2 separate regions of the Homo sapiens genome follow, and region 2 is linked to region 1. Evidence: chromatin loops called from intact Hi-C (ENCODE). Cell type or tissue: heart left ventricle. All regions are shown on one strand. Each heading gives the region's core, and the rest is flanking DNA. Links, peaks and the distances in the headings are about the cores only. Region 1 overlaps LOC112268136 (a long non-coding RNA gene). Region 2 holds the start of LOC124903304 (a long non-coding RNA gene).

Region 1 (12,847 bases), core at 3,703-8,702:
CCTAGAAATATACAGCCTTCCAAGATTGAACCAAGAAGAAATTGAAACCTGAACACACCAATAATGAGTTCCAAGATCGAATCAGTAATAAAAATCCTACCAACCAGAAAAAGCCCAGGATCTGACAGTTTCCAGCCAAATTCTACCAGACATATAAAGAAGAGCTGCCACAGTTTCTGCTGAAACTATTCCCAAAAATTGAGGTAGAGAGCCTCCTTCTCAACTCATCCTATGAGGCCAGCATTATTCTGACACCCAATAGTGGCAGAGACACAACAAAGAAAGAAATCTTCAAGCCAATATCCCTAATGAACATAGATGCAAAAATCCTCAATATGAAAATCAATAACTGTGATTCATCACATAAACAGAAAGAAAAGCAAAAACCATATGATCATCTCAATTGATGAACAAAAGTCTTTAATAAAATTCAACATCTCTTCATGTTAAAAAGCCTCAACATACAAGAACTGAAGGAATATAGCTCAAAATAAGAGCCATCTATAACAAACCTACAGCCAACATCATACTGAATGGGAAAAAGCTGAAAGCATTTCCCTTGATGACCAGAACAAGACAAGGATGCCCACTCTCACCACTCCTATTTAACATAACACTGGAAGTTCTAGCCAGAGCAATCAGCCAAGAGAAAGAAATAAAAGGCATCCAAATAGGAAGAGAGGAAGTCCAACTCTCTCTGTTTGCAGACTATATGATTTTTTATCTAGAAAATCCCATACACTCTGCCCAAAAGCTTCTAGAGCTGATACACAACTTCAGTAAAGTTTCAGCATACAAAATCAATGTACAAACATCAGTAGCATTTCTATAGATCAACAACATCCAAGCTGAGTGCCAAATCAAGAAAGCAATTCCATTCACAATAGCCATAAAAGTAAATACCTTAGAATATAGCTAACCAGGGAGTTGAACAATCTCTGCAACGAGAATTACAAAACACTGCTGAATGAAATCAGGCATGAAACAAACAAATGGAAAAACATTCCATGCTCATGGATAGGAAGCAAGATGTTGTTAAAATGGCCATACTGCCCAAAGCAATTTGTAGATTCAATGCTATTCCTATCAAACTTCCAATGACATTCTTCACGGAAATAGAAAAAAACTATTCTAAAATTCACGTGGAACCAAAAAAGATCCTGAATAGCCAAATCGATGCTAAGTAAAAATAACAATGCTTAAGGCACACCACCTTACCCAGCTTCAAACTATACTACAAGGCTGCAGTAACCAAAACAGCATGGCACAGGTACAAAAACAGACACATATGCCAATAGAATAGAACAGAGAGCCCAGAAATAAAGCCCCACACCTAGAACCATCTGATCTTCAACAAAGCTGACAGAGCAAGCAATGGGGAAACGACTCCCTATTTAGTAAATGGTGCTGGAATAACTGGCTAGTGACATACGGAAGATTAAAACTGGACTCCTTCCTTTTACGATACTAACAAATCAGCTAAAGATGGATTAAAGACTAAAATGTAACACCTAAAACTATAAAAACCCCTGAAGAAAACCTAAGGAACACTATTCTGGACATAGGCCCTGGCTAAGATTTCATGACGAAGATGCCAAAAGCAATGAAACAAAAACAAAAATTTACAAATTGGATGTAACTAAGCTAAAGAGCTTCTGTATAGCGAAAGAAAATATCAACAGAGTAAACAGACAACCCACAGAAAGGGAGAAAATATTTGCAAACTATGCATCTGACAAAGGTTTAATATCCAGATTTATAAGAAACTTAAACAAATTAATAATAAAAATCCCCATTAAAAAGTAGGCAAAGGACATGAACAGACACTTCTCGAAAGAAGACATATACATGGTCCAGAAGCATATGAAAAAATGCTCAACATCACTAATCATTAGAGAAATGAAAATCAAAACCACAATGAGCATCTCACACCAGTCAGAATGGTTATTATTACAAGTCAAAAAATAACAGATGCTGGCAAGGTTGAAGAGAAAAGGGAACACTTACACACTCCTGGTGGGAATGTAAATTAGTTCATCCACTGTGGAAAGCAGTTTGGAGATTTCTCAAAGAACTTACAACTACCATTCAATCCAGCAATCCCATTACTGGGTGTATACCCAAAGGAATATAAATCATTCTACCACAAAGACACATGCACACATATGTTATTGCAGCACTATTCACAATAGCAAAGATATGGAATCAACCTAAATTCCCATCAATGGTAGACTGAATAAAGAAAACATGGTATATATACACCATGGAATGCTATGCAGTCATTAAAAATATGAGATCATGTCCTTCACAGCAACATGAATGAAGCTGGAGGCTGTTATCCTAAGCAAACTAACACAGGAACAGAAAATGAAATAGTGCACGTTCTCACTTATAAGTGGGAGCTAAACATTGTGTACACATGGACACAAAGAAGAGGGTAATCAACACTGGGGCCTACTTCAGGGTGAAGGGAGGGAGGAGGGTAAGGATTGAAAAACTATGAATTGCGTACTATGCTTATTACCTTGATGATGAAACAATCTATACATCAAACCGCTGCAAAATGCAATTTACCTGTATAACAAACCTGCACATGTACCCCTGAACCTAAAATAAAATTAATTTAAAAAAGACAAGATTGTCAGTGTGGATCAGAAAACAAGACCCAACTCTATGTTGTTTACGAGAAATCCACTTTAAATATAAAGACATATATGGATTAAAAGTAAATGAATAAAGAGATGTCATACTAACACTAATCAAAAGAAGAAAACAGGAGTAGTTATATTAATTTCAGACAGAGAAGACTTATGAGCAAGGAAATTATCAGAGATAAAAAAGGGCATTACATAATAATAAGTGGTCAGTTTTCCAAGAAGACAACACTCCTTAAAGTGTATATACCTAACAACAGACTGTCAAAATATGTGAGGCAAAAACTGATAGAATTGCAGGGAAAAATAGATGAATGCACTCTTATAGTTGGAAATTTTAACACTCCTCTATCAGAAATGGACAGACCCAGGAGTCAGAAAAATCCCTAAGGACATAGTTGAAATCAACAGCATCATGAATCTGCTGGACATCTATAAACTCCTTAATATATCAACAGCAGAATACACATTCTTCTCAAGCTTACATGGAACATCCACCAAGATAGTCCATATTCTGGGTCATGAAACATACCTTAAGAAATTTAAAAGAATAGAAATTATATAATGTATTATCTCAGGCTACAGTAAAATATATACTAGAAATCAATAACAGAAAGATAAGGAAAATTGCAAAGTATTTGGAGGGTAAACAAAACACTCCTAAATAACACATAGACCAAAGAAGAATAGAAATTTAAAAATACTTTTAACTAAATTGAAATGAAAATACAATTTATCAAAATTTGTGGGATGTAGCATTGAGTGCAGATATTACAAAAGGAGAAGAATCTAGAGATAATAATATAAGCCTCTGCCTTAGGAAGCGAGAAAGAACAAATTACACCAATGTAAACAGAAGAAAATATGTGATTAAAAAATAGAGCAGAAATCAATGAAATTGAAAACAGTAAATCAATCGACCAAATCAACAAAACTAAAAGCTGGCTTTGGGAAAGATATACGAAATGAATAAGCCCCTAACCAAGCTAAGAAAAAGAGAGGCTGTGTTATGTTAACTTTCATATCTAAGTGTATGATACATTTCAAAGCAATTTAGTATATATGCTAAGGTAGGGTTCAAGGTTAGTTTTCTCTATACAGATATTCCAGTTTATTCAGTATACTTACTGAAAAGACTATCATTTCCTCCACTGAATTTCGCTGTTGTCTTTGTCATAAATCAAAAGGTTCTATATGTTTGGATCTGTTTCTGGACTCTACTCTGTTCCATGGACCCATTTGTCTATTGTTGCACCTACATTCTGTCCTGGTTACTGTAGCTTTATGGCACCTGGCACAATATCTGGTACTATAAGTATCCAACTTTGTTATTCCTTAAGATTATTATAGTTATTCTACTTCATTTGTATTATATATTTTAGAATCAGCTAGCCAGGTTTTACAAAAACAGCTTCTTATAAATTTATTAATTAAAATATTAATAAACTAAAAAAAAATTAAAAATTTATTAAGCAGATGATTTTCTATGAGACAAGGGACAGAATGTTTCAGGTGTGAAAGTAATCATTTACATATTTTGTCATTCACTCTGCAAGCATTATTGAACAGCAATGATTGATGCAAGAATAGTTGAAGGAATTACTTTTCCCAGCCCCTAGCAAGAGAGAAAAATAAAACAAAAATTCTATTGTTCAGGATCTGATATAGTAATTTGACTTGTATCTTTTTAGTAAGTAGAGGAAATACAGCCCAGTCCTTTTTCAATTGTACAACAATTTTACACTTGCAAGATAAAATAGCACTGGACTTTTATTTTGCCTAATGGGACCTCAATCTCTAGGTTAAACTTCAAAAGCACCAATTTCAAAATGTCTAAGACATATTGAAGTATAATTTCATGCTTTAGTAATGTTCAAAAATTTCTAACTTGTCTTAACCCAATATTTTTTATAATAAAACAAAAATAAACCATTTACTTAAAATTTTCAATAATTCTAATATTTTGACCCTGAAATCATGTTGAAAATAGTTCCCAAGGCTAGAAAAGGAAATTTTATTTTAAAAAATTATCTTCGTTGACCCTCTTTTGACCAAGAGTTGTCGATTTGGGGGAAGGATAGGAGACAAATATGTTTCTGAACCACGTAAGACCGATGAGCTCCCCAGCGTGTTTCTTTCTGCATTCTGCATCTTCTCCATCCTTCTATGCATTTAATTTTGTGTTTCATCTGTTGCCTCATAGCCCTTCCTGCTGCTTCTCTTACTAGAATACTTTCTGCCACACATGGAGGAAATATTTTCCCTTAAGAACCTACCCTTCCTGGGTGCCGTGGCTCATGCCTGTAATCACAGCACTTTGGGGGGCCAAGGCCAGCAGATTGCTTGAGCCCAAGAGTTAGAGACCAGCCTAGGCAACATAGTGAGAACCCATCTCTAACAAGAAAAAGGTACGCCAGGCATGGTGGGGTCTCTGCCTGTAGTCCCAGCTACTCAGAAGGCTGAGGTGGGAGGACGGCTTGAGCCCAGGAAGCCAAGGTTGCATTCCACTTCATGCCAGCCTGGATGACAGAGAGAAACCCTGGATGACAGAGCAAAACCCTTCACACTAGCCTGGGTGACAAAGCAAAACAAACAAACAAACAAACAAACAAACAAACAAACAAAAAAACCCCCTACACTCTCTCCCACCCCACAGAGCCAAGAACTTAGGAAGCCAGTGTCATTGTGTGGGCGGGCTAAGCAATGTGGTTGTCAACAGCGAGAAGTTATGAACTCTTACCAGTATCACAGCAGTATCACAGTCCTATTTATCTAATCTCTGCTTTGTGAGAATGTGGAGGAGGTTGCTGAGGAAATGAGAGGCAGAGTTGGGAATGAGGGAGAGCTGAGGATGGGGAGGAAGAAAGAAAAAGAACAGTGCCCTGCTATCCTGGGCTTAGCTGCATGGCATCTTGAAGTGTGTCTAGCCTGGTTAAAATGCAAGAAATATACTTTTTGAAACCTAGCAGCAAAATAAATAGTGCTGTTTCTCTTAATGTGAAGTGTTAGTGATGTAGAAAAATTATAATTCTCAAAGCCTTCAGACGATAAAATGCAAAAGTCATTCAGTGATCCAAAGACCACACAGCATTAGCAAGTAACCAGATACCTAGTCTTGAAGAATAATAAAGCATCGTAAAATGGCTTGATAAATCAAGTTCTCAAGTTGCTGTGTTTTTCAAAATCCTTAATTGGGTATTAAAACTCAGTTTTACTTTCCTTGAATTGACGCTGAATTTTATCTTCAGGAAATAACCTGGAAGACCATTCTTCTTCATTTCCTCCTTTGAATAGATCAAGTTTCAAATCAGGGAAATGAAAAGAGAAGAAAAAAATGATGTATGAAGTCAAATGGAAGACTGAACTAAAAATAACTCTTCTAAAATACAAAACAATATGCTAAAATCAGCTAGAATGGGCTGAAAAATTAGACAAGGAGCAAAATCAAAGCACGAGTTTCATTGTTATGTTCTTTAAGAATGCAAAGTGCTTCTCAAGCACTGGGTATGAAAATGGGCAGATCTTAGTGCTCTCTAGTTAGAACTCTAAGAATAATGCCTTTTAATAATAATGCCTTGTCATAATATTGCTATACCACAGTATGGTTTTCCCATTTCCCTTAGACATTAAATATAAGGCTCATTTTGGTATACAGTTGGGAATATTATTAAGGCAAAAATGTTAGAAGCAAGTGTTAAACATTTGAACTCAGAAACTGCCTACTGCATGTCAAACATCAGTTTGGGTTACCTCCTTTACAAACAAGGCTGTTTCATGAACACTGAATAAGACAGCAAAGCAAATAGGATAAGGAGAAGAAATGAGGATTTCTTACACATAACAAAAGGGCACATTGCTGAATAAATTAAATGGAACTAAAAAAAGATAAAGATATCAGTGTTTTTAAAGCATAATGCTAAAAGGCATAAGTAAACAGAACAGAGTAATGCTGATTCGATGGGAATTTACATTCCTTACACTAGCTTGTCATTTATATTCAATTTAAAAATGGGTCATCATGTCAGAGCCTGCAATTTATGCCATTAAGGATATTTGAGTACTGACAAAAAAACACTCCTTTTCTCAGGAACTGAGGTCATCTTATACTTTAAAAGGTGTATCATAGTTGTTGTTTTTAAAATGATATATTACAAATGATTTGCCGTTTTAAATAAAAATTGAGGGAATACAATTATTACCAAGTTCTCCCTAACAACTAGTGCTTTAGGACTGCTCAACTAATAGGAAAGAAAAACAAAAACATCACTAGTGGCACTTCACAGAAAGAAAATATAGACATTTTTGTTTTTTAATTCAAATTGCTCTCAAAACCATAACTGCTTCAATGCAAGAATACCTTCTTTTTTTTTTTTTTTTTTTTGCCTCAGTTGCTATCAGATAACCTTTCAGTATTTGGTGCAATGTCTACTTTAGGTAAATGCCTTTTTTTCCCTCCCACACAGGATGTGAGATTCAACTGTTCTCCTTAGTGTGTTCTCTCTGCAATTCCAGACCCCATGAAATAAATCTCTGAAGCTTGCTTGTCTCCCAAACACTGTGTAAACCCACTGAAAACTTAAGTAATGGAGTAAACAGCTTTCTGTGGCTTCCTGCTTTTACTGCTTCAGTATTCAAAATCTTTCCTTTGCCAAGATAAATAACACTAACACAATCATAAATGGAGAAAATTTCATGAACATATTAAAATAATCTCATGTATTATAAATGTTTTATTTCTAAATTCAGCTCAATTTCCCTGATGCTAATTATCCCCGGAATATTTCCGAATTTGTTTTTTAATTCACTTTTTGGAGCAATGGACTATAACTATATTCTAATTGCTTAGAATATTCTGCTTATATATCTCTGATTGTGTGTTTCTAGTTCTTTCAACCTTGATGGTTGTGGTCTTTTTATAATCAGTGCAGTAGAAGGAGACAAAAAATATCTGGACTCTGTATGTACAGAATTTGAAGTACAATTGTTTTTCATAAGAAAGCTTTATAGGTTTTTTGGACCTACTCCACATAAAGAAAATGGGGTTCACGGAAATTTTATTATTTTTCACATGCTTTTAGCAGTATGTGAGTAAATGGTGTTCAGTACCACAAATGTCTTCGAGGAAAGCCTTTACTGAGGATTTCATTTTTTCATCCATTGGCAGATAGTCTACCTCCCTTGGATTTCAACCATTTCACAAATATTTATGGAAAGTTACCAATTTTTCAGTTATTGTTTCAGCTTGTGGGACCATGAGCAAATTAAACAATAATCCAATCCTCAGGGAGCTTACATTCTAGAAGGAGAGATAGATGATAAACAACTAATATGCTACACAGTATCAGCAATGATGAATGCTGGGAAAAAAAAAACAAAATAGGATAAGGAGCTAGATAATGACTACAAAAGGGCTATTTTAGATGGAGTGGTGAAAAAAGGCTTTTTTTTTTTTTTTTTTTAGATACAGGGAGCATATGTACAGGTTTGTTACATGGGTATATTGCACTCAGGTAGTGAGCATAATCCTCAATATGTAGTTTTCAACCCAGGACCCCCTCACTTTCTCCCCCTTCTAGCAGTCTCCAGGGTCTATTCTTCCCATCTTTGTATTGATGGGTGCTCAATGTTTAGTTCCCACTTGATTTTTTTTTTTTTTTGAGGCAGAGTCTCACTATGTCACCCAGGGTGGAGTGCAGTGGCACAATCTCAGCTCACTGCAACCTCCACCTCCTGGGTTCCAGCCATTCTCATGCCTCAGCCTCCCAAGTAGCTAGGATTACAGGCACCCACCACCTAGCCTGGATAATTTTTGTATTTTTTTTTTTTTAAGTAGAGAGAGGGTTTTACCATGTTGGACAGACTGGTCTTCAACTCCTGACCTCAAGCAATCTGCCTGCCTCACCACTTATAATTAATAAGGATTATGATCTCTAGGTCCATCCATGTTGCTGCAAAAGACATGATTTCATTCCTTTTTATGGTTGCGGAGTATATCATGTTGTATATATACCACATTTTTTCATCCAATTCACCACTTATTCCACGTCTGACTCCATGTCTTTGTTATAGTGAATAGCACAGCAATTAACATGAGTGCATGTGTCTTTTTGGTAGAATGATTTATTTTCCTTTGTCTATATACCCAATAATGGGATTGCTGGGTCAAATTGTAGCTCTGAGTTTTTTGAGAAACCTCCAAACTGCTTTCAAAAGTGGCTGAACTAAATTACATTTCCACCAACACTGTATAAGAATTCCTTTTTCTCCACAACTTGGCCAGTATCTGTTATTTTCTGACTTATATAATTTGGTTATCTCATTGTGGCTTTGATTTGCATTCTCTGATGATTAGTGATGATGAGTATTTTTTCATGTTTTTTTGACTGCTTGTATGTCTTCTTTTGACATATCTATTCATGTCCTTAGCCCCCATTTTTAAATGGGGTTGTTTTGTGCTTGTTGATTTAAGTTACTTATAGATTCTGGATATTAGACTTCTCAGATGCCTAGTTTTTTTACTATTTTATGTCATTCTGTGTATTTATGTCTATTTGGCTTCCTGAAGAAGGTGGCATTTGTGCAGTGAGGCCAGTTTATACTTCAATTGATCTGTGGCTCCTTCTGGAATGACTCACTAAATCCTACAGCTCTTATTTGTTAGCTGATGTTCTTGAGCCCTGCTAATGGCCCCTGCACCCTGTAGTTTCAACTGAATAGTGAACATAAACCCTCTATCTTTGCAAGAGTCTATCAGACTGCTTACTAAAAAGGCTTTCTATTACTGAGAAACCCTATCAGGTTTGCCGCACTACAGGTGAATTGAGAAAGCAACATTAGGTTCCATAATAATGATTAATATAAGATTATATGATGATTATGACAGTGATATATAATAAAAGTCACCCTTAAAATAAAGTTTTAAAATCTATGTGTACAATTTGTTCTTGTTTTAGTTATTTTAATGGGCCCTAAAGCTCTACATATTTTCTTGTTATTGTTTCTATAAAAGTAAATATTGATTTCCTCAGAGTTTGTAACATGTTGGTTATTACAAAACAAAGTAGACCATTGCTCATTGCCTGTGATAGATGTAGTAGAAAATGTTAAAGTTGAGTCATTTTAGTACAACCTTATTGCTTTTTAATAAATTTATCTTTCTTTACTGGTTCCTTTGAAAGTACCATTTAGATTGCAGGTATTCTTGTATAGGGTAATGACAGTTTTGGCTGCAAGGATAAACTTCTGGGAGTCATCTAGATGTCAATTGTTCTCATATTTATGAATTTCCTCCAAAGACTTCAGTGAGGTAGTGAAGAAAATCTTAGTTTACAAAGAGGTGAGAGGACAAAAGATAAATATATGGCAAACATGGTGACAATATTTTTGTCTTTTACCTCTCATAATGATGGTATTCAAATTACATTTACTTGATTATTTATTACCTTGACTTTATTTTCTGAGCATGATGGTTGATTCCTCATATTGAATTTTAGTTTTACCTTTTTGCATGACTGTTTATAATATTTAAATAAACTCAACTAATCAATAAAAGCTTTTTCCCTTTAATTATGGTGATTACTTTGAAGAATCAAGTTGTCTCTTTTATAGAAATAGTAATATTAAACCAAATTTGATTATCTATTCTTTGTTATTTTATAAAAGAATGTTTAGATAATACTAACTGCTCATTAAAGTTAATTCTACTATCTTTTTTGTTAATAAATATCCCTTCTATGTATGGATCTTTAAGAAAATTAACTAGATCCTACTAATGCCAGTAATATAAGAACTTATTTTTTTTTTACAGTAAAAATTTGGCTTATATATCAGATAGAAAAGCAATCCTTAGGAGAATATTTTCTAACATAACTCTTTGGGCAAAAGGTAGCTGATGTTATAATTTATTAATGCCAATTTAACAGTTACCTGGCTGAGAACTTTAGTGAGCACAATCTTTGTCAAGAAAACTGGAGCAGAAAAATCTAGAATCATCAGATTCCTGTTTATAAGCTGAATGAGCCTTTCACCGTGGATGTCTCCAGATTGCCCTTAGTTTCTGAAGAAAATTTCTTTAAGCCCTTTTAATTATGCCAGAAACTACACTTTCTTTTTTCTTTCTTTTTTTTTTTTTTTTTTTTTTTTGAGCCGGAGTCTCGCTCTGTCTCCCAGGCTGGAGTGCAGTGGCACAATCTCGGCTCACTGCAATCTCTGCCTCCCATGTTCAAGCGATTCTCCTGCCTCAGCCTCCTGAGTAGCTGGGATTACAGGTGTGCGCCACCGTGCCTGGCTAATTTTTTGTATTTTTAGTGGAGACAGGGTTTCACTGTGTTGCCCAGGCTGGTGTCGAACTCCTGACCTCGGGGGATCTGCTTGCCTCAGCCTCCCAAAGTGCTGGGATTACAGGCGTGAGCCATGGTGCCCAACCCCAAAAACTACACTTTTTAAAAGCTTTACTGTAGATAAATAAGCAGAATTCTCCTGGAACAGAAGAATAAACAGCATATGAATTTTCAATAAGAATTTATCTTTTGAATCTGTGAAATGAGACTGGAAACACAGAAGGGAACATTCTACGGATGGCTGCCAGTTCAACTGGTAGTTAAAAGAACAACTCAGAAGAAGCTGGACCAACAATCTGAAATTGAAACAGAAATTATCAAGGAGTCATAGAGTAATAGGATCTTGACAACTCTGAGTTTAAAAAGATACCTTAAAGTCCATGAAATAACCAATTGCTTAATGCTTTAATTTTTATAACAAAATGCTAGCTAAGTTGGCTGTCCAGCCTATGATTGAACACATACAGCAAACAACTTGCTGCTACACTTCTCTTTTATATTTCTATTAAAAAGTCATTTTAATAAAATTAAATCTGTTGATATTCATCCTAGCTTTATCCTTGGCAGGTTAAATTGAACCATTCTCATCACACAGAGCATATCAACAGCACACTGAAGAGAGAAATGAGCATTGTGGAGCCAAAGGAGGCTATTACACTCCTTTCATTGCAGAATTTAGAAACTATTTCTATTAATGTAGGTTTAGGATGACATTAACTTTTGTGGATGAACATCACACAGTTGACACAAAGTGAACTCAGGGGCAACTGTAACCTCAAATCAGTTTTAACAATGTTGCTGCCAAGTCATGTATCTCAATACACTACTTTAGAATCTACTTCTTCCTCCTTTTGTTAATAAGTTTTTAGTTTATCCTCTGGATTTCTCAAAATCACATCACCTATGTAAATGTATTGAGTACATGCTTATAATTCGGTCCAAATCATTAACAAACATGTTTAAAAAAGAGATATAAAGACCTAGACATTTGATACACCCATAGAAACTTACAGATTTATGTTAACTCTTAATCAGTGTCATCTGTACAGTCATTTACCCAGTTTGTAATCCAGTTAATTAGAGTAGCATTTAGCTATTCCTCCACTTTGGCAAGCAATGTGTCATTGACATGCTTTTCATATGTCAGTTGATATCCAGATATCCTGCTGTTACATATGACTTATCTTTGAAATTAATAATGCCATTAAAGAAAAAGAATTGTTCACTTTTTCTTTCTTTATCCCCCTCCTTCCACAATTCAGTCACTAAGTACAGCTGATTTTCTTCTAAACATGTTTATTTAATCATTTCTCTTTTCATTCTCCTTGTTGTACCTTCATCCAAGCATATTGCACCTCAATTTATTGCCTCTTACCATAGGTGGATCCGTGTTTAATGAAACTTGAAGCTGATACCATTTGAGGAATCCTATTTCAGAAAAATAATACAAAATTATGACGTAATTATGCATATTGAAAGTAGTCCATGCAGGGAAGGAGCTTAGGCTTAGCTTCACGGTAAAGCTGCCACTGTGCTTCACTGGTTGATCAGGTGTTTGGAGTAGAGTGGTAACAAGTCTGGCAAGGCTCCTGTTCCCATGGCACTTGAGTTCTAACCATAAGAAATAATTCTACCACCTTAAGGCTAGCACTGGGTCATGGTCCATGATGCTGATTTAATATGAGCATAACATTGGCACAAATATGGGAAGTTAGACATTAAAACAAACTGGTTGACAACTCATTTTCTTCCTGTCTTCCTTCTTTTTCTGTTTTATTTATTTAATAAACACATAATAATTGTACATATTTATGGGGTACAGTGTGATGTTTCCATATACAAATACATTGTATA
Region 2 (12,847 bases), core at 3,599-8,598, 55 kb after region 1:
TCCCCACCCCAACAGACACGCCAAGTATCTTGGCCCATTTTCTGTTGCTTACAACAGAATACCTAGAAAGGAGTAATTTATAAAGAAAAGGGATTTTTTTTTTCTTACAGTGATAGAGGCTGAGTCCAGGGTCAAGGGGTCATATCTGGTGAGGGCATTCTTGCTGTGAAGACTCTCTGCAGAGTCCTGAGGCAGCACAGGGCATCACGTGGTGAGGGGGCTGAACATGCTTGCTCAGAGCTCTCTTTTTCTTCTTATAAAGCCACCAGGCCCATTCTTGTGATAACCCATTAGTCTATTAATCCATTAAAAGATTAATCCATTCATTTAATAATGGATTCACACATGAGGGCAGAGCCTTCATGATCCAATCAGCTCTTAAAGGCCCCACCTCTCAATATTGCCACATTGGGAATTCAGTTTCCCATAAGTTTTGGAGGAGACAAACATTCAAACTGTAGCACCAAATAATCAATTCTACGGTTAACACTGTCTGAGTATCCTCTGATTTGGTTTAGTTCTGATGCTATTTATCTGGAGATAGCATCAGATCCCACAGGTTGAAGGCTCAGTTCTTAAGACTGTCCCCTCACAACCTTTCAGATGCCAAACAAGAGCCCCAGATTGTTGTACCCGTTTTGTACAGAACCAACCCAGATGTTGTACCAGATAGTTATAGCTTCTGGCTGACCAGCTACAAATCAGGGTTTCCACAACCTCCTCCTCAGGTTTGGTTAATTTGCTAGAGCAGCTAATAGACTTCTGGGAAACACTAACTTATGTTTACCAGCTTATTACAAAGGATATATTAAAGGTTACAAATAAATAGCTAGGTTAAGAGACACATAGGGCAAGTTCTGGAAGGATCTCAAGAACAGAAGCATCTGTCCCCATGAAGTTGGAATGCATCACCTTCCTGGCATATAAACGTCTAAGCCCCCACGTGTTCAGCTGTCTACAAGCTCTCTCCACCCAGTCCTTTCGGTTTTTATGGAAGTTTCATTACTTAAGCATTATCAATTTAATTATTGGCCACTAGTGATCAACTTAACCTTCATCCCCTCTCCCCTCCCTGGAGGCTGGATGGTGGAGCTGAGTAACTCCTCTAATCCTGCTGTGTGGTCTTTCCAGTGACCAGACTCCATCCTGAAGCTACCTAGTAGCTGTCAGTCATCAGTCAACTTATTAGCATACAAAAAGACACTTACCACTATGAAGATTTCAAAGATTTAAGGAATTGTATGTCAGAAAACTGGGGACAAGGACAAAATATATATTTTACAATATCATTGCATGAATGGTTGGCCTTATCCTCTTGCACTTTTGTCAGCACCATGAAAAGAGTTTGCACCAGCCAGGCTACTGGTCAAAGGAGGATGAGAGACTTATGGAGACCTGGAACCAACTGCATTTGGAATGGAAGCCAGTTTAACTCTGAGGTTACCTTCAGCCAGCTTGGAGACATGAGAGTAGAGTAATGCATTGTTGTTCTCTACCACTGAGCTTTGAGATATTTTACACAGCAAAAAATGACTAATACAGAGGCCTTGAAGAAAAACAATGTTTAAGAGTTAAGCTAAGGGAAAGGAACCAGAGGAGAGGAAAACACTAAAAAGAAGAAATTAGAGAGGCAGAAGGAAAATAATGAGGGAAAAAGTATTGAGGATATCGGGATTAGGGAGAATTTCAAGGCAGAAATGGTCAAATTCCACAAAGAGATCACACCGGATACAGAGTTAAAAATAAACTACTGAATTTGTAAATTATGTGTTCAATGTTTTTGAGCTTTGCCAAAACAGGTTCAGTTAGTTGGTAGAAACAGAAATCATATTGCTGTGGGTTAAAGGACAAGTGGAAAGGGAGAAAGTAGAGGCAGGATATGTAGACCATGCTTGAGTGTTATAATTAGATGGAGGGAGGCAGGTGTCAGGGAATAACACAAAGACCACAAGAGAAAAGTTAGAGTTGAATTTGCCTCCTTTGCAAGTAGAGGAGAACCAAGTCACTCAGAAAGAGTTCGGCAGGTCTCCACAAGCTGAAAGAGGAAGGATGAAATACGAGGCCAAAGAGAGAGTTAACTCCATATGAGAAAGGATTATTTGCATTAAATTCTAATTTATTAAGGAAAGTATTATAAATTATCTCTTTGAATTGATTATTACTTTGCTTTATGTCACAAAAATATAACAAAGTGTTTTAAGAGTCTCATAAATGCTGTGTTAGGCTTAAGATAGTGGAGCAGTCAGTTTTTTATGCACTTTTAAATGCTCGGCACTTGGCACATTTTTCTTTTCCCCGAGGTGATGACTTGAAGAGGAGGCATAGTCAAAAGAATTGCTTTTAGAATGAAGATATTTTGAACAGGTTTCTAGTTTTAAGAGAAATTTTGGTGGAGAGAGAGTGCAAGAGTGACAAATCTATGAAACAGAGTTAGACCAAGAGCTTCAGAAAGAAGTAGAACTACCTCCTCCTCCGACTGAGTAGGTAGGTAACCTGGAATGAAGATGAGGTTGAGGGGTAGAAACTGAAGGCAGAAAGACTTCCTTCCTGTTGACTGCTACTTTCTCTGAAACAGTGAAGATGGATCATCTGCAAGAGTGAAAGGATGGTAGACATACACCTTCTGTAATCGCCTTCTTGTTCCAAATATAATTTTAAGACAAAAGTTTTCCCCGTAGCAACTTTTACATGTCTCAGTTCAGTTTCTATTTTAACTTTTATTATAACCCTTCCTAACTTAATCTAAAATTCATAAATATAACATGAAGAATAAATTGATAAAATTGTGAAAGGCAGCCGGGCGCGGTGGCTCACGCCTGTAATCCCAGCACTTTGGGAGGCCGAGGCGGGTGGATCACGAGGTCAGGAGATCGAGACCATCCTGGCTAACATGGTGAAACCCCGTCTCTACTAAAAATACAAAAAATTAGTCGGGCGTGGTGGTGGGCGCCTGCAGTCCCAGCTACTCGGGAGGCTGAGGCAGGAGAATGGCGTGAACCCAGGAGGCGGAGCTTGCAGTGAGCCGAGATCGCACCACTGTACTCTAGCCTGGGTGACAGAGCAAGACTCCGTCTCAAAAAAAAAAAAAAAAAAAAAAAAAAAAAAAGTGAAAGGAAATGTGTCAATTGGCACAAAAAACGTTAAATGTGTATACACTTTGATTCAGTAATACCACTTCTAGGAATTTATGAAAATTGGAAAATGACATACAAGTTTGGTAATTGAAGAATTGTTTATATTAGTAAAAAATGGATTAACCTAAATATACATCAACAAGGATTTTTCAAAGTAAACTGTCATATAAGCATACACACAATAAAATTCTATGCAAAAATAAAAATTATGATACAGATCTATTATTTATGTCTACAACAATGTGTTTATATTTTGTGTGTGTGCACATGTACAAATATGAATACAGACCAAAATCTTAATAGCACTTATCTATGGGTTGAAAGATATGGAGTAGTTTTTCCTTTCCTCTTTTTACTTTTTGCATTGTTTGAATTTTTTTATAATAAGCATTTATTATAGCTGTTATATAAACGAGCCAAAGATTGCCTCTGTATATACGTCAGTTTGTTCATTTCTTCACTGCAGGCTGAGACACATTAGTTCAAAAGCCCACTAGCACCAACCTTAAACTTGACATATCCAATTGTTTCAAAAATACAGATTTTTAACTGTTTAGAGTCTGCCTGCTTTGCATACCCTGTGAAACCTTACCTGACAGCTGTTACCCATTGATAAGGTAAAACATTGTGGTTACAAAACCAAACTGCTATGGCCCTTTGGAGGTCTCTGACCCAGAGACCTCTGTCAGATTGCTGAGTGACATCACTTATATAGGAAGCACCGTTTCCGATCTTGCTCTCACCCAGGGATTCCCTTGCCCTCCTCATCTCCTGGAGGATGGCTCCCCATCTGAAGCCTCTGGATGATCGTGTGCTGTGACGGATTTCCCCTCTTACGCAATTCGGTAGAAGTGCTGCTCAATAAAGTGTGTTGGGTGTTACTGCCTTTCATGGTCACATATGTTACATTGATCAGCCTCAGAATCCCTTGAATACCATCTCCCAACCCCCAGGTCTTTGTAATAACACATAATAATAACAAAGTGGTGTTATTAAACCAGTTTTCTTTTTTTTAAGAATTTAAATGGGTCCCTACCCTGTGCCAAAGAAAACCTGGGCAGAATCAAGCTTCCAAGAAAAGATGCCTTGCAAAGCCTGGACCCAGGGAAGCTTAAGCTTCTAGTCAGGGTTTCGGTATTGACAACCAAGTTCAGACAGAAACTATCCTGTGAAATCTCAGCCGGCCGGGCGCGGTGGCTCACGCCTGTAATCCCAGCACTTTGAGAGGCCGAGGCGGGTGGATCATGAGGTCAGGAGATCGAGACCATCCTGGCTAACAAGGTGAAACCCCGTCTCTACTAAAAATACAAAAAATTAGCCGGGCGCGGTGGCGGGTGCCTGTAGTCCCAGCTACTCGGGAGGCTGAGGCAGGAGAATGGCGTGAACCCGGGAAGCGGAGCTTGCAGTGAGCCGAGATTGCGCCACTGCAGTCCGCAGTCCGGCCTGGGCGACAGAGCGAGACTCCGTCTCAAAAAAAAAAAAAAAAAAAAAATCTCAGCCATAACCACAAAATCACATTGTCCTGGATTTTTATCTCAAATACCCTTTGTTTTTAATATTACCCAGGCTCTATAGCTGGTATGTAGGTAGCAGATAGTCTAAGTGTTATTTCAGGGTAGTTTTCCAGTTCTTTATCCATATAAGTCATCAGGGACCTACCACAACTCCCTCCTTCCCCTCCTATGATATTTGCTCCTTTTATCAAAGTTTGTTTCGTGGATTCATCTAAGTGTTCTCCCTCATTCCCAGTAAGATTGCAGACCAGCAATCTTGTATGCTTCTCCCCTCAAGGAGTGCTCCCCTCAATTTGGAAAGGGTTCTCTTCTCAATATCTTCAACTGTGTTTCAGTATCCAAATACAGTTTGTTGATAGCATCTGCATCTTTCAAGTCTTTCCCCGCTTGCAGGGTAGAGAGCTGCTCCTTAACTCTCCACCCCGACTCCCTAAACTATCCTTGCTGATTAGGTAAGTCTTGGTTACTAACTAGGAAATGATCATCAATTACCACCGGACTTTAAGTGTACTATATTTATATATCTATATGTATATTCCTATCTTCCAGACTCTGGTGCAAATTTGCAAATTGAGCAGACTATTTTTTATTGGACATTCTAAGCTGCTATACAGCTACTATATATTGAAGCTTTATTTAACTTAAATAGATGAGATAGGTGGAATGAATGATTTTCATTTTACATTTAGGAACCTGAATCATCTTTGAGAAAGCAGGAGAGAAACTTGGCCACAGAGTTAGAGGGAAGGAAGCTATTTTCCTGAATTCCAATTCCATGTTCTTTGGAGATCTTCCTTGATAATCTTTGTCGCCTTTCTCCTCAACTAGAAAGTGCTTAGCGTTACTATCCCTCATGTGAGACATCCTGTGCTCTGACAATGGAAAATGAAAAATCATACTCAAAGATCTATTTTTGTTCACTTCCAAGCAAAGTATAGATAAAGAAGATCCAAAGAGGTGCTTGAATGGAATTTTCAGTTCATGTAAGTGTCCACATTTCTCTCTCCTGACTATTTCAAAAGTGATTGCTAGTTGAATGTGCCTTTGTAGCATGTCAGTATAAACCATTTTGATAGAATTATATGTTTCCTTTTCACCTAAGATCCTCCTTTCCCCTAAACCTTTTGTTCTGTTCTTGTCTCTAATTCTGTCTCTTCATTGGAAGTGATTTACTCAGGATACAAAAGTCACTCTCTGCTTCTTTCCAAATGTCAGTCCTCAGAACTTTCTCACACACTCTTAGAACCATATCAGAAATAAAAAAGACTCTCAAATCAGGCTTTAATTACAATCACTCTTGAGGGCACATCAGCCTCTCAATAACGACTAAGTTCACAGTATTCAAAGAACAACTCAAAGTATAGCATGTCCCAGTGCCCCACATTTTTCAGGCACTAAACGGTCTCATCATTTTTTTAGTTTCTTTTTTTTTAAGCAAGAAATATGCTTCAAAGAATAAATTTACAGACTTCAGTTTTTACACTTGGTTCACTGTTATGTATAATTAACACATTCCTGTTCTCCTCTCCACTTAATTTAGAACAACATTAAATTTCCATGCAGCTCATCAAAAGCATATGTGGATTATTGGAATGTAGTTAGGAAACTCAATCAGTAGGAATTTCATCCAAAAACACCTGGAACCCAGCTTACCAGATACAAGTCTATGAAAACTTGTGAAGGAGACAGTTTAGCATGTTTCCCTCTGGTTTGGTGTGTTGGCTCTTCTCTAAGTATCTTCCTTGCCACCTCATCACCATCCTTGGCTCAGAAGGCCTCCTGGAGATGAGAAGCTTCTCTTACAGGAAGCATGTCTCCCAACACTCACACTGTAAAGTACCACTTTACCAACTAGGTGACTTGGTAAAGCTTGTATGGTATTATATAGCTGTTCTTGCAGTGGCTTCCTGAACATAATGCCTCTCCCTTGCCTTACAGGCCCATTAATAATTCTCCTGGGAGGAATTTTTGTTTAGGAGACAAGAATATCTTTTTCCTAGATGATCATTAAATATTCCTCAGTATAAAAAAAGCCATGTGTTGATAATAATAACAATCATAATATTAATGAATAATAACAATAACAGACATTCATAGGGGACTTATTTTGTTCCAAAACAGTGTCCTAAGTGCTTTCCACATTATTTTAACTTATATCATCATCATAAAACATCTTACTGGTTGAGACTGTTATTATCATCATTCTACAGACAACCTTTTGAAGAGGAGCAGAGATTGCCTTACCACTGACTAAGGAGTGTCTTCCTCCTACTTAGGGTTCGGTAATGACGTGAAAAGCATTTTTAAAAAGACAGTAAATGGAGCATATTTGGGGTATGCATTTTACTATTGCTGGTGCCGATATGTGCTACAGCAAAACCTCTGCCAAGAGAGGATAAAAGGAGTCAGCTCATAGTGGGTGGATACTAGAACTAGACAGAGGTTCAGATTGACATTGTTTAGGGGGATGGGGAGATCTAACAGGAAAAGGAGATGACTCAGAAAGAACTTCCCCAACAGTTTAGGATGCCCCCTAATGATGGGAACATTCTAAGATATCCGCTAGAGAAAAAGTCCAGGAAGGTATGGCATAGATTTCTCATTGCTGCTTCAACATTCATTTACCCTTTCTTTATTAGTAAGAGAGCTCCAATTTTATTTAGGGTGGCAATGTGCCTAGCTAAAATAATGCATTTCCCAGCTTATCTTGAGATTAAAGTGGCCACTTCACTGAGCTATGACCAGTGAGAAGTAAACAAAAGCTATTAGAATGAGAAGACAGACAGCTGGCATGTGTCACTTTGCCCCTTCCTTTTCCACACCCTACCTCCTAGAATGCAGATATGATAGATGAGGCTCCAAACACCATTTTGGACTATTGTGGTGATCCTGCAGATGGAAGCCAAATAATAAGAATGGAAGAGCAGATGGAAGTCAAATAAGAATGGAAGAGCAGAAATAGAGATGGAGGATGAGTCCCTGATGATCATGGGGTCACCATATCTTCCCCAGACTGCACATCTCCAAACTTATTTTATGTGGAATAAAATATATCTTCATAAGTTTAAGCCATTGATATATCTGACATGTTGTTATATGCAGCTGAACATGATTCTTAGCGGATCCACAAAGTTAGCTGAAGGTTTTATGGGCAGCAGAACCTTCCCTTTACAAGGAAAGAAAACTCAAAAGACCCCTCTACCAACAGACAGCAAAGGTCCTGTGGAGAGAGGCCAAATGAAGAGATCCAAGCTAGGAATTTCCCAAGCCCTTGAACAAGACAATCAACCTCCTTGCTTCTCAGTCCTCCCACTGACAAAATAAGAAAGCTAAATGTGATTATTAAGTCTCCACTCCAGGTAGAAAATTCTGCAATTTTACAATTATGAGCGAATAAGACACACCAGTGTTGCTAAAAACCTGCTGAAAGGCTATTAGAGTAAAGGTGCTATTTTCTCCTGTAGGGAGAGGTAACTTAATCAGATTTGACTGAAACCCAGTCCGAGGCTGTCTGGCCACTTGGCACAGGGTTGCTACTACTTTCGGATCAGCTTGTGATTGCCATAATCAGGGACTATTTGATTGGACAAACAAGTTCATTTCAACAGACTTAAGCATTCCTTATCCTAGTAACACAGGGATATCTTACTGAAGCAGAGAACACCAGGGCAGGAAGTCCAAACAGGAAAACTGAGAACTGGAAAACCAAAAAGTCTCTCTCCCTGTCTGTGGTCAAAGTGGTACAATCACCTTGGCCTCCTCCTCCTATTTCTCACTACTGTTAAGCTCCTTTGCTGCAGGTCTTATATGGTAGAAATATGAAAATGGCTTTCCCAGCTCTACATAATCTCTCTTTCAAGCTAGTACATGTGTTTCACTGGTTTACACTCCACGTCACTCAAATTTCTCATGGAATCTGATTGGTTCAGCTTTAATTAGCAATGACCCTGGGACAGTGTAAAGCCACAGGGTACAGGCAGGATAGGCAGGGCTTTGGGGCTGGCTCTCTAGGGAGGAGTATGACTGGGAAGGGAGAATTTGTATCTTCAGAGTAACAGTAAGGAAGTTTTTTCAGCGTTCCTCTTTAGGACAGGATGCATGTCTTTCCAATCTAAGAGCTCCATCCACAGGACTCTGCTGAGGTGGGGCAGGATGAGCGTAGATGGATTATACCAAGATATATCAAGTCGTGCCTCCTAACCTGCCTGGAGTGATACAAATGTATCACTGTTTTGAGTTTATAACATTTACTACAGAAGAGTTCTATGACACCTGTGTACGGGCATTTGGAATGATTACAGGCACTTGGAATGATTACAAATTGAAATAAAATTATTATGAAATTTTTGTTGAGACTCTAATAACATAGCATTCCTTCAGATAATTAAAGTGTTGGAAACAGGATAGAAAAACTGCTAATTTAGCCTTCCTTTTATCTGTTTCACTAGCTCTTGTTATAACCTTCTCTACTTTATGCAGAACTTGTCTGTGTAATTCAGAACTTGTTAATTACCACCTTGACCAGTTCTGAACTCTGTTATTTGTGGATCATCTTGATAATTAACTGGATGTTTCTATATTTTAATTGGATAGAATTCATCACTTTATACTATATTTACAATTGTTATGGTATGAAAGCCACCTCACTAATAGATGTTTTGCTTTTTTAAAACTATAATAATATATGGAAACTTTTAGTATTTTTATTTATTTTAGAATTTGGCTCAAAATAATAGTTTCCATGACATCTTCTATCCCACATTAATAATTATTTTACCCTCAAGAGCATAAGAGATTTAGTTTGTTGTCAAAATTTTGTTTTCTCAAAATTCAATTTCTCTTAGTCTTTAGTCTCTTAAGCATAAAAAGATGAAATATAATACATAGAGGTCACACTAAAAAATAAAATCCAGATTTAAGCTTCTTATGGTGGCTTAGACAGGTCACTTAATCCTCTGAACTTCAATTTTCATTATGTAAGGTGGTCAAAATAATATCTGAATCTACTCCATGTAATTTTTAAGTTTACTAAATGAAATATGGTTATGAAAGTAATTTTAAAAATGTAAGAATGTGCAACATTATTAGATACTATCAACAGGAAGCTTACCTATTCTTCTATGTCTTATAAGATGATAAATTGCTGTTGTCAGAATAAAAGTAGATGAAGCATAAATGAATCAGGTAACCTAGGCTTATATTGGTGAACAACACAAGAGTATAGACACCTCTCTATGATAAATATGAGTGAAACATCATGATTAGGGGTAAATTGGTTTACTATTTCATCAAGACAGCATGCCCATACAATATAACAGAACAGCTTTTAGGGGAGACACTCTATATAAAATGATGCTTGCTAATCACTCATCATTTTTTTATTATGTAAACTGCCAGACAACTGATTTGACAAAAATCTTATGAATTAGTTTAAATGCATTCCTGACGTGTAATCAATATCTCCAGCAGACTTCAAGAATGCATTGCAGTGTGTTACATCCTTATTAGACATATCAAAATGAGCCTTACCTGAAGCTAATATCATTAAATCACTCAAGAACTTAATTTTAGTTCAGTAATCGACTTCCATAAAATTGTCACTGGAAATGCTGAAGGGACAGCCCATTAGAGTATAAAATTGTAGGTTTGCTTTCTTCATCTTTCTTAAAATGCACTAAAGCAAATCTAGTTAGAAACATGAAAAATACCATGAGTATTACATACCTTCTCTAATAAATTTCATATTCTGAAATCAGAAAGTGTTGAGAGATGGTTAAGATGAGAAATTATGTAATATTTGACCCACTTTTCTTGAAATCCTTCAGTTTGTAGCTTGTTGGTATTTGCCCCTGGCTCCCTATGATGATGTTTTTTGTTTGTTTCAGCTCTCATACTACTAAAGTGTCATAATTTTCCAACACTTTAACACTTTGGTAGTCCATTTACTGCCATATTCTTTGCATTTTTGCATAGGATTTTTTGTCGATAATTTTGCTATTTAAAATGGCCCCAAACTGTAGTGTTGGAAGTGCTATCTAGTGTTCTGAAACACAAGAAAGCTGTCATGGCCTTATGGAAAATATATATTAGCTAAGCTTTGTTCAGGCATGAGTTACAGACCTATTCTCCATAAGTTCAATGTTAATGAATCAACAACATGTTAAATAAGGTGTCTTTATATCACAACACACATAAAACAAGGTTACACGGTTTTGTTTGGGGGGTTTTATGGCTTTAAATAGTGGAAGGGAGAAATGGGGAGAAGTTGGTCAAAGTGTACAAAATTTCAATTATGCAAAAATGAATTAAGCTCTAGAGATCTAATGTATAGCATGATGATCATAGTTAACAATACTATAATGCATACTTGAAACTTGCTAAGAGGTAGATCTTAAGTTTTCTCACCTAAAGAATAAAAGAAAGAAAATGGTAACAGGGTTATATATTGATTGATTAATAAAAATTTTGTGACCAGAGGGCTCGCAGGAACCTAGCTCCATATTTCCTCTAAGACCAATTATCCAGTATTTGCTAAATCAGTGTTCAAAGAAACATTATAGAACATAAGTATCACAAATAAAAATTATGTCTAGAGAATATATATATACATACACAAATATATGTATACAGAAAATATATATACACATATGTATGTATACAGTTTTAAATGTTACTATTTGGTTAAAAAAAAGTCAATAATGGGCCAGGCGTAGTGGTTCAAGTCTGTAATCCCAGCATTTTGGGAGGCCGAGGTGAGTGGATCACCTGAGGTCAGGAGTTTGAGACCAGCCTGGCAAAAATGGCAAAACCCCATCTCTATTAAAAATACAAAAATATCCAGGTGTGGTGCCATGTGTCTGTAATTCCAGCTACTAGGGAGGCTGAGGCAGGAAAATAGCTTGAACCTGGGAGGCAGAGGTTGCAGTGAGCTGAGATCATGCCACTGCACTTGAGCCTAGGCGACAGAGTGGGACTCTGTCTCAAAAAAAAAAAAAAAAGTCAATAATGTTATGAACATCCTAACAAATTTCTGTCTTAAATATCACATCCATGAAAATGTCAAAGTTTGAGAACTCACCTTTATTCATTCAAAAATTATATGTTGATTATCTTTTATTCTCTACTAGGTTTTGCTGTGGGAATAATAGTGAAGAAGATGGTAACAGTACCTATTTTTTTTGGAACACATATTTTATGGGAAGACACAGTACCCATCCCCCAAAAAAAGACAAATAAATATATGCATAAAATGACTTTACATGGAATTTTGTTACAAAAAGACCAAAGAAGACACTAAGATGAAGAATGAGAATGGGGGAACATAATCTAGGTAGTTTTGTCAAGATTAGATCTCTATAGGGAGGTGACATTTAAGATTGACACCCAAAAGGATAGAAGGAATTAGTCACATGACATGTAGGGAGAACATTCCATTTAGAGGGGGAGCTTAGGCCGCGACCATGAGGTGGCAATGTGCTTGGCTCATTTAAAGGACTGAAAAATGAGCAGTGTGACTACAAGATGGTGGGTTAGGAACAAAGTAGAAGTGGAGACATAAATCGGGGCCAAAGGATGCAGAAATTATACTCTGCTCTAGTGTATGGATTTTATTTCATTGCTATGAGAAGCCACAGAAGGATTTTAAGCAAAGCGTTGACATGATTCCATTTGAATTTTAAGGTCACTTTTGCTCCTTGTGGAGAGTGGATTGAAGAGGAGCATTGAACTGACGAGACCCAGTGAAAATTCTGTTCCAATAATGTGGATGTATGATCATGATGATTTAATAAACGTGAAGCAAAGAGGTCAAAGCCAAGAAATCACTGGAGTTAAAACCACCAGGGATGCTACCAAATTGGATGTAGGGTGAGGAAAAGTAAGTTTTCAAGGGTGGCCCTATATTTCTGCCTTGAGTAACTGAATAAATAGTGGTATCATTTACTGAGATAGGGAAATCTTGGCAGGTACCTCTGTAAGTTTCAGTTTTCTCACCTATAAAATGGAAAGAATAATGTCCATTTCACAGGGTTGTTCTGAGGATTAAGTAAGGTGTTCCATGTAAAACATTTATAGTGTTTAACACATTAGCTATTACTATTAGATATGGTGTAGAAAAGATGCTGCCATGTTTTCATAAGCAATATTTCTCAAGTAGTTAAACATCCACCTCGATCTGTTATTATAGGGAATGATGGTGAG

What was found. A loop is a pair of places that touch in the nucleus more often than their neighbours do. Peaks named below come from ENCODE experiments on the same cell type or tissue, not always from the same donor. Only the 100,000 strongest peaks of a DNase experiment are listed, where the experiment ranks them.
Region 2: it touches region 1 in a loop (7-fold over the local background); 6 of 110 quality-filtered maps call a loop at or near these places.

The regions. Positions count from the first base shown.
Region 1 is chr14:38,304,670-38,317,516 of GRCh38, forward strand. LOC112268136 (a long non-coding RNA gene) reads left to right here. Exons shown (of 5, transcript NR_169588.1): 5 at 7,118-7,261. Among named protein-coding and RNA genes, the nearest start is that of CLEC14A, 55 kb to the left of the region's middle. In heart left ventricle, for the core only: no CTCF peak of the experiment used is centred there; no DNase peak of the experiment used is centred there; H3K27ac peaks cover 2,585 bases.
Region 2 is chr14:38,359,441-38,372,287 of GRCh38, forward strand. LOC124903304 (a long non-coding RNA gene) reads left to right here and starts at 11,778. Exons shown (of 3, transcript XR_007064118.1): 1 at 11,778-11,978; 2 at 12,329-12,524. In heart left ventricle, for the core only: no CTCF peak of the experiment used is centred there; no DNase peak of the experiment used is centred there; H3K27ac peaks cover 895 bases.